Linked DNA regions of Homo sapiens: region 2 is linked to region 1. Evidence: chromatin loops called from intact Hi-C (ENCODE). Cell type or tissue: CD4-positive, alpha-beta T cell. All regions are shown on one strand. Links, peaks and the distances in the headings refer to the core of each region. The heading gives the core; the rest is flanking DNA.

Evidence for each region. Hi-C counts contacts between places; a loop is a spot of excess contacts. Peaks named below come from ENCODE experiments on the same cell type or tissue, not always from the same donor. Only the 100,000 strongest peaks of a DNase experiment are listed, where the experiment ranks them.
Region 2: a loop joins it to region 1, with 2.7 times the contacts of the local background. A loop is called at or near these places in 5 of 110 quality-filtered maps.

The regions. Positions count from the first base shown.
Region 1 is chr11:73,775,203-73,785,136 of GRCh38, reverse strand. No RefSeq gene overlaps it. Among named protein-coding and RNA genes, the nearest start is that of MRPL48, 7.7 kb to the left of the region's middle. RefSeq lists enhancers at 5,546-5,905, 7,711-8,577 and a cis regulatory region at 5,084-5,958. In CD4-positive, alpha-beta T cell, for the core only: no CTCF peak of the experiment used is centred there; a DNase peak (open chromatin) is centred at 5,576; H3K4me3 peaks cover 1,204 bases; H3K27ac peaks cover 1,314 bases.
Region 2 is chr11:74,384,652-74,394,585 of GRCh38, reverse strand. The region is part of intron 1 of PGM2L1 (phosphoglucomutase 2 like 1); the gene reads left to right. Among named protein-coding and RNA genes, the nearest start is that of PGM2L1, 8.8 kb to the left of the region's middle. In CD4-positive, alpha-beta T cell, for the core only: CTCF peaks have their summits at 5,497 and 5,698; DNase peaks (open chromatin) are centred at 5,415 and 5,735.

The DNA.
Region 1 (9,934 bases), core at 3,211-8,210:
AATGAATGTGCGAATATTTTTAAAGTTCCTAGAAGTAAATATGGATTTTAGATTTTTATAAGATCTTGCATCACAAAAAAAGCATTGAGTACTTTGCCTTTCTGGTTTTATTTTTACAAGCTAACCTTCCTTTAAAGCTTAAAAAAAAAAAAAAAAAAAAAAACCTGTCCTGGTTCTCAGCACAGCCACATCAGAGAATGCCTTAGGGAGCAAGAGAATAAAGGGAGGCCCTTTAGAAAGACTATGTTTGATCTCTGGTTAAACTTCCTTTAAAGTAATAATTCCATGATCACCTATTATAAAAAGTTTCCCATAGTGCCAAAAGTTCTAATCTATGGCTTAAGTGGAGATATATACCTTAAGCTACCTCAAACTGAAAACTATTTTAGCTTCAGTGGAACTTTTCTGCTTCTATTTTTTGGTATGATTTTGGTACAAAGAAAATCATACTTAAAAGAAAAAATATAAAAGGCCAGAGGTGGAAGAGGACTGGCTACCTAGGAAAAGCCAGAAAGAGATGGTGCTGACTCCCCAGCCCGAACTTTACCAGGAATTTTCTCCTTGTGCAGGGTTGGGCTGAGTGAGTGGGAATTACCTAACCCTAGAGAGAGGGCGAAAAGATGATGAAAGAGGCTGCAAGAGGGAAGCTCAACTGTTCAGTAAGATCACAGAAGCCCACAGGAAGGGGCAGGGTGCTGTGGCTCACACCTGTAATCTCAGCAGGGATACTGTGACACCTGAGAGGCTATCCTTATCCACCTCTTCCCATCCCTTTCAGGTTGGTCTGCACTGAACCACTTGTTATTGCAAACATGTTACTCAACGTAAGAAAACTTTTCGACCAAGTGTGGTGGCTCACACCGATAATCCCAGCGCTTAGGGAGGCTGAGGCAGGATTGCTTGAGCCCAGAAGTTTGAGACCAGCCTGGGCTATAATGAGACCCACATCTCTACAAAACAAAACAAAACCAAACCCTTTTCTTATGGAAAAGGTCTTTGTGTTGCTGCTGTCCAAGGCCCAAATATCACACAGGTACTGGAAAACAGAAACAGAAAAACCCTAATTCCACTCTAGCAAACCACTCATAGCCTCTAGTGTAATTATCCTGCCTGGCAGCCTGGGGTTAGGAGACACAAGTGCAAATTTTACAAAATAAAAATGTGGAGATAGTTTTTGAAACACATTATTTAGAGGATAGTAATAACTCCTTGACCTAATGAGATAGGCACTTCTGACCTTCATCTCCAACTATCTGCTCTGTCTCTTCATTTGAATGCCCCTCCTCTTTACCTCCACATGTACTAGCCAAGGTCCATTTTTATTATCTCCCATCTGAACTATTGTGCTGGCGTAACTAATTGGTCTGCCAGTCTTTAGTCTCATTCCTATGCCAGTTTATTTCCAAAAACAGCTTTCTTGAAGCATATTTCATGGAGATCATGATCTAAAAAGCAAAACAAACAAACAAAAAACCTTCAATACAGCCGGGTGCAGAGGTACTTACGCTGGGGTACTCCCAACACTTTGGGAGGCCAAGCAGGAGGACCCCTTGGGCCCAGGGTTTTGTGGTTACAGTGAGCTATGATCACACTACTGTACTCTAGCCTGGCGACAAAGCGAGACTTTGTCTTCAAAAAAATTAAGAAATAATAAATGTAGGCCAGACACAATGGCTCATGCCTATCATCCCAGCACTTTGGGAGACCAAGGCAGAAGGACTGCTTCAGCCCAGGAGTTTGAGACCATCCAGAGCAACATGGCAAAATCCTGTCTCTACCAAAATATAAAAATAAAAATTAGCTGGGTGTGGTGGTGCATACGTATTTTCCCAGCTATTTGGGAGCCTGAGGGTGAGAGGATCACTTGAGTCTGGGAGGTTGAGGCTGCAGTTGAGTTGTGATTGTGCCACTGCACTCCAACCTTGGTGACAGGGGGAGACTTTATCTCAAAATAATAATAATAATATGCCAGGAGCAATGGCTCGCGCCTGTAATCCCAGCACTTTGGGAGGCTGAGGTGGGCGGATCACTTGAGGTCAGGAGTTCAAGACCAGCCTGTCCAACATGGTGAAACCCCATCTTTACTAAAAATACAAAAAAATTAGCTGGGCATTGTGGCATGTGCCTGTAATCCCAGCTACTCAGGATGCTGAGGCAGGAGAATTGCTTGAACCTGGGAGGCGGAGGTTGCAGTGAGCCTTGATTGTGCCACTGCACCCAGCCTGGGCAACAGAGCAAGAATCCTCAAAAAAAAAAATTAATAATAATAATAGGCCAGGTGTGGTGGTGGCTCACGCCTGTAATCCCAGCACTTTGGGAGACTGAGGCTGGTACATCACCTGAGGTCAGGAGTTTGAGACCAGTGTGGCTAACATGGTGAAACCCCGTCTCTACTAAAAAAAAGTTAGCCGGGCTTGGTGGTGGGCGCCTGTAATCCCAGCTGCTCAGGAGGCTGAGGCAAGAGAATCACTTGAACCCAGGAGGTGGATGTTGCAGTGAGCCGAGATCACACCATTGCATTCCAGCCTGGGCAATAAAAGCGAAACTCTGTCTCAAAAAATAGTAATAATAATAAAAGTTGCTTTTTTTTTTTTTGAGACGGAGTCTCGCTCTGTCCCCCAAGCTGGAGTGCAGTGGCATGATCTCGGCTCACTGCAAGCTCTGCCTCCTGTGTTCATGCCATTCTCCTGCCTCAGCCTCCCGAGTAGCTGGGACTACAGGCGCCCACCACCATGCCCGGCTAATTTTTTGTATTTTTAGTAGAGGCGGGGTTTCACCGTGTTAGCCAGGATGGTCTCGATCTCCTGACCTCATGATCTGCCCGTCTCAGCCTCCAAAAGTGCTGGGATTACAGGTGTGAGCCACCGTGCCAGGCCAATAATAATAAAAGTTTAAAAACCCTTCAATAGCTACTTACAGCCCTCCAATTTAACAATACGCTCCTTAACCTGGCATTTTAGCTTTCATGATCTGTCTCCAGTTTACCATTCAGCCATTCCTATTCACATGTGCATTGCATATACCACACTGATAACTGTTCAACACATTTTCCTATACCTCCTTTATATACTTTTTAATTTGTTTTATAGTTGTTTGAAGATGTGTTTTTTCAAACCACCAGACAGTGCTCCTTGATGTTCTGATCCTTGTCTGATCCCACTCTGTGTTTCTCTCAACATATTTTTAGCATCTACACATTGTAGGTATCAGAAATAATTTGTGGATGAACATTGGGCTTGCTGAAGAATACTAAGAACTTTGACTCTAAGTTTTTGATCAAAGTAGAGATGATTGTCATGATTAGCAACTCTTATTTTAGCCCTTGAGAGCCTTTTCTTCAAAAAAGTAGGGAGGTTGCTTCTTTTCTGAGAAAACACCAAATGGCGGATGACGCCGGTGCAGCGTGGGGGCCAAAACTTATGGCACGGGAGTAAATTCAGCATTAAAATAAATGTAATTAAAAGGAAAAAAAAAAGTAGGGAGGCATAATTAACTATAAAACATTTGGAAAATACAGAAAAGTAAAAACAACAACAGCAAAAATCAACACCACCCAGCCGGTCACGGGTCCTATAATGGTCTTAGATTTCATTGTTCTGCCGTACATTGTTAACGGTCTAGTTAGAGAACAATTACATGGTTATTTCCATTTTACAGATGATGAAACTGAGACTCGGTTCAAATGAATACATTATCCATTAAGTCTGGCTGCAAGGAAACCAGACCTTCCAACTTTGTTGTGGTCCCTACCCCTTTCTTGAATCCGAAGCCCCCTCTTTTTGAATCCCAACTCTTCCTGAAACTGGGCTGCTTAGCATCTCAGGGCTCTCCAACATGCCTATTTTTATGATGAAATGCGCAACAAACTTTTACCCTAAACCACTTGAGGTAACCTGCTCCTTACCACCAAAATAACTCAATTCTTCATTTAAAACAAGTCACTCTGAGTTGATAATGCTGTTTTGGAATAAAAAACTCTTCTGGCCTTAAGAAGGACTATTCTATATGCTCTGCCATATAGGCCTATGGAAATTAATATACCATTTGGCTTTTGCCACACCTCCTCCTACAATTTTTTTTCTCTCTCTCTCTCCTCTCTCTCTCTCTTCTCTCTCTCTCCTTTCTCTCCTCTCTCTCTCCTCTCTCCTCTCTTTCTGACTTTTTGCTCTGTTTCCCAGGCTGGAGTGCCGTGGTGTGATCTCAGCTCACTACAACTTCCGCCTCCCTGGTTCAAGCGATTCTCCTGCCTCAGCCTCCCAAGTAGCTGAGACTACAGGCACCCACCACCATGCCTGCCTAATTTTTCTATTTTTTTTTCATAGAGACAGGTTTTGTTTGTTTGTTTTTGAGACAGAGTGAAACTATTTGGTAGAGGCTTGGACTTGTTTTTTCTGGGGTCCTTACTCACCCAAGATGTTATGATTCTGAGTTTCTCAATTGTACTACTTTAGAACCCTAAGATCCTAAAATGTTGAAAGACTCTACAATCTTGTAATTCTTGTGGAACAACTTTGCAAAGAGAAGGTGAAGCTGTGGAATAGCCAGTTCTTAGCTGTCTCTCCTTCCCGACCTGCCCCATCTCCAAGAGGCTATCCACTCAAAGTTTATTTTTTATTTTTATTTATTTATTTATTTTTGAAATGGTGTTTCGCTCGTTTCCCGGGCTGGAGTGCAGTGGCGTGATCTTGGCTCACTGCAACCTCTGCCTCCCAGGTTCAAGCAATTCTCCTGCCTCAGCCTCCCAAGTAGCTGGGATTACAGGCGTGTGCCACCACGCCCAGCTAATTTTGTATTTTTAGTAGAGATGGAGTTTCACCATGTTGGTCAGGCTGGTCTCGAACTCCTGACCTCAGGTGATCCGCCCGCCTTGGCCTCCCAAAGTGCTGGGATTACAGGTGTGAGCCACTGTGCCCAGGCTCAAAGTTTAAATGCTCAACGGAAAAATATAAAAATCACAGTCATTCATCCATGGAATACTTTATCCTATCCATGCATTTAAAATCACAAAGAAAAACACTTAATATGCAAACGATAATACATAAGTTATACAGCATTGTCCCAATTGTGTTAAAATAGACACACAGAGGGAAAAAAAGAATGACAAAGGTTAATTATGATTGTTTCTGGCCGATGGGACAGTAAATCACTTTTGTTTCCATTACACTTTTCTTAATTTCCTAAAATATGCATATATTTTTATAATCAGAAAAAAAGGTTTTAAGCTCAAACGTGTCAGGCCACACCTGGTGCCGCGTCGTTGGGATACAGAGATGAGTCATCTCAAATGAGAGGGAGGGGCCAACAAGGCTTTGATTAGGGCTGGCTTGGAAGAGGAGGGACAAGTACTGGGTAGGGTGGGATCTGATCAGCTCAGCTCAGCTGGAGTTCAACCCGGAAGCGCTGACGGTGGCACACCAGCGGGCAAAATCCACCTCAAAAGCTGGAAATAACGTGGCAGCCCCGGCACAACAAGACCCGCCAGTTCAAGTCAACCTCACCGCCCTCTGGCCGAAGACCCAGGCCAACCCCGCCCCTTGCCTCTCCCCATTGGTCTGCTGAAGCTCGTTCGGTTCCCAGGGCCCGCCCCTCTGGGGCTGCGAGAGGAGGCGCGCTCCCTCCTCCACATGGACGCTGGCGGCCATGTTGAGTGTGGCTTGACAGGGGAGGGTGGGGCTATTCTCTGTTTCTGGCGTCGCTGACTCCATCCGACACATTCTGCAAGTGTTTCCCTTTAGTCGTGGGCTCTTGGAACCCCAAGTAAAGAGATGATTTACCACTGAAATGATTCTCACTTGGGAGCTGGGCGTTTGTGTGAAGTGCACACATCTTCCGCCCAGCCTCCGGTTCCCTGGAGGCCTGTGGGTTCTAGTTTTCCAGAGGTGATGTCATCGCAAAACCTTTGTAAGGTCCTAATGCCCGATGTTAGGATTGCAGAATCATTCAAAATGAGATCTTAGAGATTGGGTGGCTATATAATTTATTGTTCAAACTGGGATAGCTTTGAGAGTCTAGGGGTATACTATCAATAATTACAATCCACACAACAGTCATAAATGTGGACTGTTCTGGAGTTTATAGTCACTCTACTTAAAGTCACTCTATAGTCAGCTCGTTTTTTAAAAATTGTAGTCAAATATATATGAGAAAAATTTCCATTTTAACAATATGTGTATAATTCAGTGGCATTAATTACATTCACAGTGTCGTGCAATCATCGTCATTATCTATTTCCAAAATTTTTCATTACCCCAAGCAGAATCCATTGCCCAGTAAGCAATAACTCCCCATTAACCTCTCCTACTAGCTCCTGTTAATCTCCAGGACCCTTTCTGTTTCTATGAATTTGCTATATTTCACATAAGTGGAATCACACAATAGTCGAGGTTTTCTGTCTGCATAGTTTCACTTAGCATAATGTTTTCAAGGTTCATCTATGTTGTACCATGTATTAATACTTTATTTTGCTTTAGAGTTGAATAGTATTCCCTTGTATGAATATACCACAATTTGTTTATCCGTTCATCTGTTAACAGACACTTGGGTTGTTTCTACCTGTTGGCTATTGTGAACAAAGCTGCTACGAACATTTTGTACAAGTATTTGAAGGTCCCAAAACATTTTTTAAGCCATTTTAGTAGTTTGAAATGGTATATTTGTGGTTTTGGTTTGCATTTCCTTGATGATTAAAGATGTTGTGGCTGGCGTGGTGGCTCACGCCTGTAATCCCAGCACTTTGGGATGCCGAGGCAGGCAGATCACAAGGTCAAGAGATTGAAACCATCCTGGCCAACATGGTGAAACCCTGTCTCTACTAAAAATACAAAAACACCGGGCGCAGTGGCTCACGCTTGTAATCCCAGCACTTTGAGAGGCCGAGGCAGACAAATCACAAGGTCAGGAGATCAAGACCATCCTGGCCAACATGGTGAAACCCCGTCTCTACTAAAAAAAATACCAAAATTAGCCAGGCGTGGAGTCGCAAGCCTGTAGTCCCAGCTACTTGGGAGGCTGAGGCAGGAGAATTGCTTGAACCCAGGGGGCAGAGGCTGCAGTGAGCCGAGATCATGCCACTGCACTCCAGCCTGGGCAACAGAGCGAGACTCTGTCTCAAAAACAAACAAACAAATTAGCTGGGCATTGTGATATGCCCCTGTAGTCCCAGCTACTCGGTAGGCTGAGGCAGGAGAATTGCTTGAACCCGAGAGGCAGAAGTTGCAGTGAACCAAGATCGCGGCCACTGCATTCCAGCCTGGTGACAGAGTGAGACTCGGTCTCAAAAAAAAAAATGTTGAACATCAGTTTTATTTATTTATTATTATTATTTTTGAGACGGAGTCGCTCTGTCGCCCAGGCTAGAGTGCAGTGGCGCGATCTCGGCTCACTGGAAGCTCCGCCTTCCAGGTTCACGCCATTCTCCTGCCTCAGCCTCCCGAGTAGCTGGGACTACAGGCGCCCATCACCACGCCCGGCTAATTTTTTGTATTTTTCATAGAGACGGGGTTTCACCGTGTTAGCCAGGATGGTCTCCGTCTCCTGACCTCGTGATCCGCCCGCCTCGGCCTCCCAAAGTGCTGGGATTACAGGCGTGAGCCACTGCGACCGGCCCATTTTTATTTATTTATTTATTTATTTATTTATTTATTTATTTATTTATTTATTTATTGAGATGGAGTCTTGCTCTGTCGCCCAGGCTGGAGTGCAGTGGCGCGATCTCAGATCACTGCAATCTCCGCCTCCTGGGTTCAAGTGATTCTCTTGGCTTAGCCTCCTGAGTAGCTAGGATTACAGCCATGCGCCGCCACGCCCAGCTAATTTTTGTGTTTTCAGAAGAGACGGGGTTTCACCACGTTGGTCAGGCTGGTCTCGAACTCCTGACCTCATGATCCACCCGCCTCGGCCTCCCAGAGTGCTGGGATTACAGGCGTGAGCCACAGCGCCCGGCCCTAATTTTTTGTTGTTGTTTATATTTTTTGTTGAGAAGGGAATCTCACTATGTTGCCCAGGCTGGTGTCAAACTCCTGGGCTCAGGTGATCCTCCTCCCTGGGCCTCCCAAAGTGCTGGGATTCCAAGCATGAGCTACTGTGCTCAGCTTTAAATACTTTTTTTTTCATTATTTCGAGTTTGCTTTATGCTTAATATTAATCAATAGTAGTTTGCTGCTGGGAGCCGTGGATCACACCTGTAATCCCAACATTTTGGGAGGCCGAGGCAGGAGGATCACCTTAGGTCAGGAGTTTGAGACCAGCCTGTCTAACATGGTGAAACCCCGTCTCTACCAAAAATACAAAAATTAGCTGGGCATGGTGGTGCATGTCTGTAATTCCAGCTACTCTGGAGGCTGAGGCAGGAAAATCGCTTGAACCTTGGAGGCAGAGGTTGCAGTGAACTGAGCTTGATTGAGCCACTGCACTCCAGCCTGGACAACAAAGCGAGACTCCATCTCATTAAAAAAAAAAAAAAAAAAGAGAGGATGTCTGGCAATCTTATAAATACTAGAAATAGAAAGCATGACAGCACACAACATTTTTTCTTTTTTTAAAATACATTTTATTATTATTATTTTAAAATAGAGATGAGGTCTTGCCATGCAACAGAGGTTGGTCTTAAACTCCTGGGCTCAAGAGATCCTCTCACCTCGGCCTCCCAAAGTGCTAAGATTACAAGCATGAACCACCACTCCCAGCCACAGCATCTTTTCTTAAATGAGAAGTTTTAAAAGACTCAATTTTAAAGAGAGATTTGTGTTAAACACTAGGAAAAACTTCCAGATAATGAAGAACCGGAACTGGGGAGAATGGGAGAGTAGAGAGAGATTCTTCACTATATGTACTGAGGAAGAAGTTGATGTTGATATGCCTAGAAGCTGACAGAGATGAAGTCCTATGGATATTCTCTGAGCTCAGTAATTCTGGAAATGGAATTTGCCTAGAGACCAACTGGGGCCCTTTATCTGCTGTGCTGCTCTCTTTCCAGCTTCACTCCAATGCCCACCTGTTGTGGAACTTTTGTACTAAGCAATCTGCCACAATTCCTACTTCTCAAACAAAAGGGAATAATTGTCTACTAGCTATATAGAGTCTTACCTCAAACAGAATATATCTAAAACTAAACTTACCACCTTCCTCCCCTTCTTGACCTTGTGGGTCTCTTTAGGTACTATGTTTTTTATTTCCTTTCCTTAGAACCACATTTCTTTCTTTCTTTTTTTTTTTTTAATTGATCATTCTTGGGTGTTTCTCGCAGAGGGGGATTTGGCAGGGTCATAGGACAATAGTGGAGGGAAGGTCAGCAGATAAACAAGTGAACAAAGTTCTCTGGTTTTCCTAGGCAGAGGACCCTGGGGCCTTCCGCAGTGTTTGTGTCCCTGGCTACTTGAGATTGGGGAGTGGTGATGACTCTTAACGAGCATGTTGCCTTCAAGCATCTGTTTAACAAAGCACATCTTGCACCGCCCTTAATCCATTTAACCCTGAGTGGACACAGCACATGTTTCAGAGAGCACAGGGTTGGGGGTAAGGTCATAGATCAACAGCATCCCAAGGCAGAAGAATTTCTCTTAGTACAGAACAAAATGGAGTCTCCTATGTCTACTTCTTTCTATGCAGACACAGCAACAATCTGATTTCTCTATCTTTTCCCCACATTTCCCCCTTTTCTATTCGACAAAACCGCCATCGTCATCATGGCCCGTTCTCAATGAGCTGTTGGGTACACCTCCCAGACGGGGTGGCAGCTGGGCAGAGGCACCCCCCACCTCCCGGACGGGGCGGCTGGCCGGGCAGGGGCTGCCCCCCACCTCCCTCCCTGACGGGGCAGCTGGCCGGGCGGGGGCTGCCCCCCACCTCCCTCCCTGACGGGGCAGCTGGCCGGGCGGGGGCTGCCCCCCACCTCCCTCCCAGACGGGGCGGCTGCCGGGCGGAGACGCTCCTCACT
Region 2 (9,934 bases), core at 2,967-7,966, 610 kb before region 1:
AAGGGCTTTAGTATGTCTTGAAGGGCTTAAATACACACAGGTGTGTGTGTAAATGTTAAAAAGAAAACAATGCAACAAGACAGGTGTTTATTGGGGCAGTTTGGGGTACTCCATGTAATTTCTAAGGGGTGGCTTTCTGTTGGTAAATTTACAAGTCCAGAATGTGACCTTCCATTCCTGAGCCTTCAGCCTAATTTGTTAGCCTACCTTGTCTCAGGATGTACTCACTGTGCCCAATGCCACAGAAACTGATGTCTGAATTCAGAATGTTTTATTAATGTATGGTACAGATGTAATAGCTAAGTAGATTTGTTTCTATTCAGGGCATTTTCTAGATGCACCATAGGAGAAGTCAAAAGAAGATTTTTGGTGGTCATGAAATCAAATCACAGGGAGTCAGATATATGACACAAACATTTAACAGCATCAACCTGTAATAAGTAAATGCACACATCTCCACAATGGGACTGTCCTACCATTAGAACCCAACAAGTCCTAGATCAAGGCATTTCTCCTCCAGGCAGCGAACAGATGACTCTACTACCAGTGCTCTCTCCTTCTATGCTCTAGGGCTAAGTCACTCACCTCCTTCCTAGTTTTTTTTTTTTCAGTGCTTTCTTACATTCTGTCAAATTATAGACCAGTTTTGCTGGCCCAGAAGCAGGTTCTCTCATTATAATATGTCCTGTTCTTTATCCATTGTGAATTTTCTTTTTAAAAGCAGTCCTATATGTAAGATGTTAGGCACTGGCAAAGTGGATGGGGTCAGTGGCTGGATGGGGAATAGAGCTGGGACACAGGCTAGAGCTGCTCAGCCTGCTATAGCAGCTGTCACAAAGGTGTTGAACTTCCTATATATCAACAACGATGTGGAGGCAGGAATTGGCCACGGCATTTTAAGAAATAGCAAGTAGAGCACTGTGGTCTCAGAATGTAGGTCTGCGTTGAGAAAGAGTATCATGTAAAGTTCAAGGTAGCGTAGGCTTATAAAAAGCCTGAAAATGGAAATAAAATACTTCAATCTAAGCCAGTGATTCACACATTAGTCTAATGGTAGAAGTTTTTTTTCCAATGTCACTCACATGATTTTCTGTGCCTCCTAATGTAGCCCAGATAGAAAAGATGGTGAGTGAATTTCCTTTTAAGTCATCATTATGTGATGGGAAATACACCTATGACATACCTGTACAAAGGTGGTCTACTCCAGGGTCATTGCGTAGAGACCCAAAGAAATTGTGGACATTATCCAGTTGGGGAGCTTAGATGGGAGCTTGGATCTGCCACCTAGTTCAATCCAATTTTTATAATACTAGTTTATATAACATTTTTTGTTCACATTTTTCTAATACTGAATTTGGCATTTAATCAATGAAGAGTACACAGTATACACATATGGCTTTATTACTTTTGGGAAATGCTAGTCCTTATTCCTTGAATTTATTTTTGTAGTGTTTCAACTTTGGTAAAATGCTGTTAAGTCTCATTTGCTATTCATAGCAACAGTGTGTTAGGCAGGTAGTAGTTATCCCCAATTTTGCAAGTAAAGAAACTTAAGCTCATAAAAGAAAAGTGACTTGCTAAAGGAGATACGGCTTTTAAGTGGTAAAATTGGGACTCAAACCTAGGTCATCTGACTTTTACTGTATTCTTATCACTAGGGTAGACTCCATAAACCAAATGTTTAATAAATGTTAGTGACAACATAAACTAAGTTTCAAGGCCCTCATTAAAACTGTTTTATTGGCTGGCCGGGCGCAGTGGCTCACGCCTCTAATCCCAACACTTTGGGAGGCCGAGGCGGGCGGATCACAAGGTCAGGAGATCGAGACCATCCTGGCTAACATGGTGAAGCCCCGTCTCTACTAAAATACAAAAAATTAGCCGGGCGAGGTGGCGGGCACCTGTAGTCCCAGCTACTCGGGAGGCTGAGGCAGGAGAATGGCGTGAATCCGGGAGGCGGAGCTTGCAGGGGAGCCGACATCGCGCCACTGCACTCCAGCCTGGGCGACAGAGCCAGACTCCGTCTCAAAAAAAAAAAAACTATTTTATTGGCTTTTATAAAGCTGGAGTAGGATGTAATATTATGCAGAATAAATTGCCATGGATTTTTTTTTTTTAAGAGCTGAACAGTTGCTTTGGTCTCCTTGGCAACACAGTATTCTCCTTCTGTCCAAGAAATTTAGTACATATAAATGAATATTTGAATTTTTCTTTTTAGAATTCAAATTCATTTTTTTCTTTATACTTCCAAATTTCCTACATTTTCTCCTGTTTTCATCATTTTATTTGCAATTTATTTTTTTTGAAGAAATACATGCTTATGATTTTAAAAAATAGTACAGAAGGGATTATAATGGAAAACAATGATCCTAACTGCCTCTTCTTTTCCTCAGTTTGCTCCTTATAAGTCATTTTAAGTTTCTTTTTAGTTATTTTTGTGGTTACCATGAAAAGACTAAGTAATATACTAGAAGCACTATTTCTTGATGTATTTTAAAGCTTTAGATATTATCTGTCAAATATATCCCTGTGCTATAAAAAATGGGAATTCACTCACTATTCTCTATGTCTCCTAAATTTTGATAGTTATGCTATTAGCATTAGTTATTTCAAAAGTTTAAACAATATAATTAATGCTAGCAAAGTTTGCAGGACAATAAGTGCAACTAACAAACAGGGCTTCCAACTGGCCATTCTATTTAAGAGGAGACTGGCAGAAAACATATTGTATACATGAAAACAGAGAAAACCCATACCAGCTTATATAAGGTACCTAGCGTAGTCAAATACACAGAAACAGAAAACAGAATGTTGGGTACCAGCGGCTAAAAATCTATTGATGTTAATAACTAACTAACGATCAAACTATAAAAAGGAAATAAGCTGCATGAAAAATAAGTAAAGCAATGGATACAGGAAAAAAACTGAGTTAAGTCAGGGAACACAAGAACTTAATGTTTTTTGATTAAATAAGACAATTATTCCATCAAATAAGGAAATATGCTATGAAAAAGGAACAGGAAACAATAATGAGCTCTTGGAAATTAAGAAAAAAACGTTACACCCCACCCCTGCCAAATGCAATAGAAAATATAGACGTTAAAGTTGAGGAAACATAGCAAAAGGAAATAGGAAATATGAGGAAGTTGATGTGGAGTAACTTCCCCAGAAATCCAATGTAAAGAAATCCTAGATGAAAATAGTGTACTGATCCACACTGGGGTTCCAGAAATATATCTTGAAAAAGAATTCAGCATCTATGCCATAAATAGTAAAAAGCTGGAAGATGTTAGTAATATGGTGAAGATGGCGTGTTGTTTCTGGTCAACAACATTAAAAAAAAAAAGAACAGAAAAGAAAAAGCAGTTACCCAAGGAAGGGAGGGAGGGAGGAGGAAAACAGGAAGAAAGTAGGAAGGGAGGGAGGGAAGGAAAGAATGAAGGACCCAAATAAGCAAGGAAAGACAAAGCTGAGTAAGTTAAGTTATGGTCTAAAAATGAAGCCAACTAAAATGGGGCATCATTTTGAACAATTAATTGATGGATCTTAAGGAAAGAAAAACAGATCTCCAGAACTTTTTCATCTTGCTAAACTGAATTTCTGTACCCATTAAATAACTCCCCATTTCTTCGTCCCCTAAGCCTCTAGCACCCACCATTCTGCTTTCTGTTTCTATGAATTTGACTAATCTAGGTACCTCATATAAGTGGCATCATACAATATTTGTCTTTCTATGACTAGCTTATTTCACTTAGCATAATGTCTTCATAGTTCATCCATGTTGAAGACAAGATTTCATTTTGATTATAGAACAAAATGTACATGTTATCAAGTTATTTTGGGTTTGGGCTTATTGCACTTTGTTTCATGCTACTTTTTGTACGTGGAAATTGCATCTACTCTTCAGTACCCACTGATCCCTTCCTCCAGTTCTTTTTACATTGTAGGTTTAGTCCTTTCGTTCCTTTACTATCACTGTAATAAGTTCTCAGGGAGGGGAGACAAGTGTTTAAGTCTTTCATCTTGACCCAAAAATCTTTATACTTTTATTTCTTCAAATTAAAAATGTACTTGAAACTGAAAACAGCTAAGATGTCCTTCAATAGGTGAATGAATAAGCAAACTGTTGCATATCAAATATTATTCAGTGATTAAAACAAATTAGCTGTCAAGCCACAAAAAGAGATGAGCTATCAAGCTGTGAAAAGATGAAGAAACCTTAAATGTAGATTGCTTACTGAAAGAAGATGGTGTGGAAAAACTACACAGTGTAGTAATTTTTCCATAGATATATTTGAAAAGGAGTGATTCATATTTGAAAGCTCTTCCTGTCTCACCTGACAGTTTTCAAAATAGGTAGACTAGCACTTCTGTTTGTTATTTGGGGGACTTCTTTGCCCTGTTTTTTTTTTTTTCTTTCATAAAAGCTGTTTGTTTACTTCCTTCAAGTTTTCTTTTTTTTTTTTTGAGACGGAGTCTCGCTCTGTCGCCCAGGCTGGAGTGCAGTGGCGCAATCTCGGCTCACTGCAAGCTCTGCCTCCCGGGTTCACGCCATTCTCCTGCCTCAGCCTCCCGAGTAGCTGGGACTACAGGCGCCCGTCACCACGCCTGGCTAATTTTTTTTTTTTTTTTTTTTTTGTATTTTTAGTAGGGACGGGGTTTCACCATGTTAGCCAGGATGGTCTCGATATCCTGACCTCGTGATCCGCCCGCCTCGGCCTCACAAAGTGCTGGGATTACAGGCGTGAGCCACCGCACCCGGCCAGTTCCTTCAAGTTTTCTACAAGGCCGTTAGAAACCTATTCGGATATGTCTTTGATCTAAAATTATTTTCCCGGTCGGGCGCAGTGGCTCACGTCTGTAATCCTAGCACTTTGGGAGGCCAAGGCAGGCGGATCACCTGAGGTCAGGAGTTCGAGACCAGCCTGGCCAACATGGTGAAACCCCCATCTCTGTTAAAAATACAAAAAATTAGCTGGGCGTGATGGCACTTGCCTGTAATCCCAGCTACCCAGGAGACAGGCAGGAGAATCACTGGAACCCGGGAGGCGGAGGCTGCAGTGAGCCAAGATCGCGCCACTGCACTCCAGCCTGGGTGACAGAGCGAGACTCCATCTCAAAAAAAATAAATTTTTAAAAAAGTATTTTTCCTGTCTCTTCCTCTCCTCTTATTTAAAAAAATCAAAGAATATGGATAATCTAATAAAAAGGAATTTATCATCATTTGATTCTTCCAGGTTTTACTTGTGAGATACATTGAATTAACAAAAGAATATACATCTTATTATATTTCATTAGCTCAGGGTTTTTGTTTTGTTTTGTTTTGTAGAGAAACAGGGTCTCACCCTGTCACCTAGGCTAGAGTGCAGTGTGATCATAGCTCACTGCAGCCTCCTGGGCTCAAGTGATCCTCCCACCTCAGTTTCCGGAGTGGCTGGGACTACAGGCACAAGCCATCACACCTGGTTACATTAGCTTAGATTTCAATGATAATCCCTGGATAATCTAAATCAGAATTCTTTCATCCTTCCTTTTGGAGAGACAGCACAATTGGCTTGTCTCATGGAGAAACCTGTTTTTACCTAATTTATGTCTGTTTGGCTTTTTAGAAATATTTTCCCTCAAAATAAAAGGTTGATTAGTAATTTAGTGCAGATTTTACTGAAGGAGTATTGTTTTCATTAGTCAACTGTGGTCTGCATTACTACTAATTAGTACTGAGGCTGCTGCCCTCTAGTATCGGGAGTTAATGGAGAAAATGTTCTATGCTGGTGAAGAATAGACAGGAAGGCAGTGAGATAGTGTCACCAATCCTCATGAGATCTTTTACACCAAGTCATTTAATGAGGAGTGTATCTTACCAAACAAAACAATGGAAATGGTCATATTTAATGCCTTAAAGAGTATGAAGACTATAATATGGTAAATGAAAAATACCATATCTCTCTGATTCAAAGACATTTTAATGTCTACCTTGTTAGAAAACCTCTTTAACGTAAGTAATGGTTTTATGTTGTGTTTCTGCTTCAGAATTTTTTCACGTCATTTTCTCTCTGAAATATTTCATTATTTATATAGGTAAAAATGAGGGAAAAGCCTAAGTGTCCATGAATAAATAAATGGTGACATAAACTGGAACACTCTGGAGTGAAAAGAATAGCATGGCTCTATATGTATTAAAAGGACCTCCAAGATATATAGATATAAAGAGAGATATAGATACATAGGTGTATAGGTTTATATTTTTTTTAATTTTATTTTATCATATTAAGAACACTTAGCATGAGATTTACCCTCTTAACAGATTTTCCAGTATTCAATATAGTATGGTTAACTGTAGGTACAGTGCTGCACAGCATATCTCTATAATGAATTCATCTGGCTTAACTGCAACTTTATGCCTCTTGCTTAGCAACTCTCCATTCCTCCTTCCCTTCCAGCATCTGGCAACCATCATTCCACTCTTTAATTCTATGAATTTGACTATTTTAGATACCTCATATAAGTGAAATCATGCAGTATTTGGCCCTCTGTGCAAGATATACATGAAATAAGCAAGTTATAGAACAACATGTACAATTTGATGCCATATATGTAAAAAAAGAGTTAAAGCAAAACTGCATTTTACAAGTATGTAGATGTGTAGTAAAGGTCTGGAAGAATGTATTACAAGCTGTAAGCGGCACCTCTAAAGGTGGGGTCTGGGAATGAAAGTAATGGTCAATGATGTCTGCAGCTTTATCTGTATTATTAGTATTTTTAAAATAAGAGAAATGTGTTACTGTAATTCATAATAAAGTAAAATTTAAAATATAAATAAAAATTAAGTGGTTAACTGTCTGACATTGGCTTTTAAGGGCAATAGGAGTTCAAAGTCAGGAAGATTTTTTGTAAGAGGTAGAATTTGAGCTGGGACTTGAAGGGTAAGTAGGATACAAATAGATAATGGATATGGGGCAAAAATTTAAAATGGGCACAGTAGAATCATAAAATGGAAAATGACACTGATCAGGGAAATGAAACTGAGCAGGAGGCATGCAGAAACCATGAACAGATTTCTTAAGTATAGCGTATGTATTGTGCTACTATGGTGAGTAAGTATAGGTGAAGGAAAACTAGTGTTTATGAGTGATCATGTACCAGACATGGTACTTACTAGATGCTTTCATGTAGAAAGTCTCTTAATTCTCCCAAGGATTGTTTGAGGTAGTTATTTCCATTTTTTTAAGCCTATGCACAAACCCAGGCTCAGAGAAGTGTAGAGAGAGGGGACTATTTGAATCCAAGAAGGTTTCAAACTCCTTTGCCCTTTGGGATCTGACCCCAACCTTTCTAATTTTTACATTTGATGTAATGAGAATTGAACTCTATTGCTGATTCTTGGCTGATTAATCTGGCTGCAGCATGTAATTAGGATGAGATGGAATGGAGTTGTGGAGGGGATCCTGGAAACTCTCATAGAAATGTAGATATAAAAGTTTTACATAAGGATGTTTGCTTTGTGAGAAAATCAGGAAAAGAAGCCATAAGACTCACTAGCAAATTGATCTCTGTCTTCTTTTTAAAAAGACAGAAAATGATAGTTCCCATTTCGTTAAATCATATATTTTGCTAACTTTGAATCACATCTTTTAAAAGAAAGAAATTATAATTTAAATTCACATGCCCACCTCTCTGATTCCATTTTCCTCCCTTCTTCCTTTCCTCAAAGTAACCAAGGCATATCTAGGAATACTAGGGTTTTGTTTGATTTTCTTTTTCAGTTAAAATATCATTTTGTTTTTCACTTAAATGAAGATAACTGTGGGAGGCTGGGTGTGGTGGCTCATGCCTGTAATCCCAGCATTTTGGGAGGCCAGGGCAGGAGGATTGCTTGAGCCCCAGAGTTTGAGACCAGCCTGGGCAAAATAGGGAGACCTCATCTCTACAAAAAGTAAATAAAATTAGGTGGGCATGGTGGCATGTGCCTATAGTCTCAGCTACTTGGGAGGCTTAGGTGGGAAGATTGCTTGAGCCTGGGAGGTTGAGGCTGCAGTGAGCTGTGATGGCACCACTGCACTCCAGCCTGGGTGACAGAGTGGGACCCTACCTCAAAAAAAAAAAAAGTTTTTTTTTTTGACAGATATTGCCAAATTGCCTTACAGAGAGTGTGCACCAATGTATTATTCTACCAATAATATATAAAAGTGCCTGCTTTCTCAAATTCTTGACTCTACCATGCAGTATCAAATATTTTTCTTTGCCATTGTGAAAAATAAAAACTATATTTTATTTTAGCTTTAATTTCCATTTTTCTTATAAGTGAGGTTGTATATTTTCATATACTTAAAAGATAGCTGTATTTCCTTTTCTATGAACTATTCATATCTTTTGCTAGCTTTTCTATTGAGTTATTAATCTTTTCTCCTGTTTTAATGCCAAAGAAATAAGTCTTTGATGTATCATGTATTACAAATGTTTTTTTCTCAGTTTGTCTTTTGAATTTATATATGTAATTTTTATCACGTAGAACATAATTATAATTTTATTGACAGCATAGTATTTCACTTGGTAAATATATCATATTTAACCATTTCCTTTTTGCTGGATGTCTTAAAGTATTCTGATTTTTAAAAACTATTTTGAATAATGCTGACAGCATCATTTTGCATATAATTTTTTCCCTTAGATTATTTCTATAACATGTAAAGATGACATATACATGATACAGAGATATTTAACTTCTGGGAAATGCTGTCAGACCATAATTGTAGCCTAATTTCAGAAGAATATGGAATTTGGGCTTTATTGAAAAAGAAAAAGCATATTATTGTTTCCTTTCTTGGTGGTTTTTATGCTGATGGGCAGGGTTCTCCTGTTGGTAGTATTTTCGCCATTTCAAAATATGCATTAAACATCAAGCCATGAATCTTTTGTCTGAGTATACGTTAAATTAAGCATAAAACTATGGAATCTCAGTTGACAGAAATATAGATATTATCTTATTTAAGCTCCTACTCAGAATAAAAACATGTTCTGTAGTATCCCAAATAGGCAACTTCCGTATGAGAACATTTCTGGTATAATGGAGTCTTGTCTTACTTAGGAGTTAGATTCCAAAGTCAATAAATAATGATAATGGTATAAAATTTTAAAATCACCCTTGTAAACCCTTAAATTGTCCAAGAACTACAAGATACATGATTTCAAATATCTATCCTTACACAGTAATATATGAGAATATGTAACATATGTAGTAATGTGCCATATATAATAGAGCACATACACAAAATACAATTTTAATATTTAGGAGGCAGGGCTAAATACATATAGTGGAGTACATGTAAGTTAAGTGTAGTAAAGCCATACTATATAGTGCAGTGTTGTAGGATAGAAAGATTTCTGCTTCTAGAAATGACAGATGAGGTAATTTGGACAATCTTCCTCCAACAACTGGAAAAAACAGACAAAATATAGATTTAAAAATCTGTTTGAAGGTGTTATTTAATGTTAGTCAAGAGTTTCCAGTTTAAGATTTGGAAGAAGAAGGAAATTCCAGGCCATGATCTAGAAGAAGACAGAAATTCAGAGAGCTGAGTTTAGTATTTAGGGGGCCACTTTTGCCCAGGGCACATTTATTGATCAGGATAGGCAGCTAAGAAGATTGTCAGTCTTTTTGTTAGCCTTGCTAGTATAGCGGGACAAAAGTTGGAATCTAGGCCCTATTGCGGGTGGAGACCCTGAAAACACTCTTACTTTAGGTTAGAAGTCCAAAGGGCTGCCCTGTGAATACTGGTGAACTCAAAGTAAACACTCCGCATACAGACTATATTCCAGTTTTGAGTCATTTGGATGGCTTGGAAATTGGATTAAAGTGAACCTAGATTGCTAGTGCTTTCAGATGCCTAAGAAAAGCAAAACAACAAACAAACAAACAACAACAACAACAAGTTTC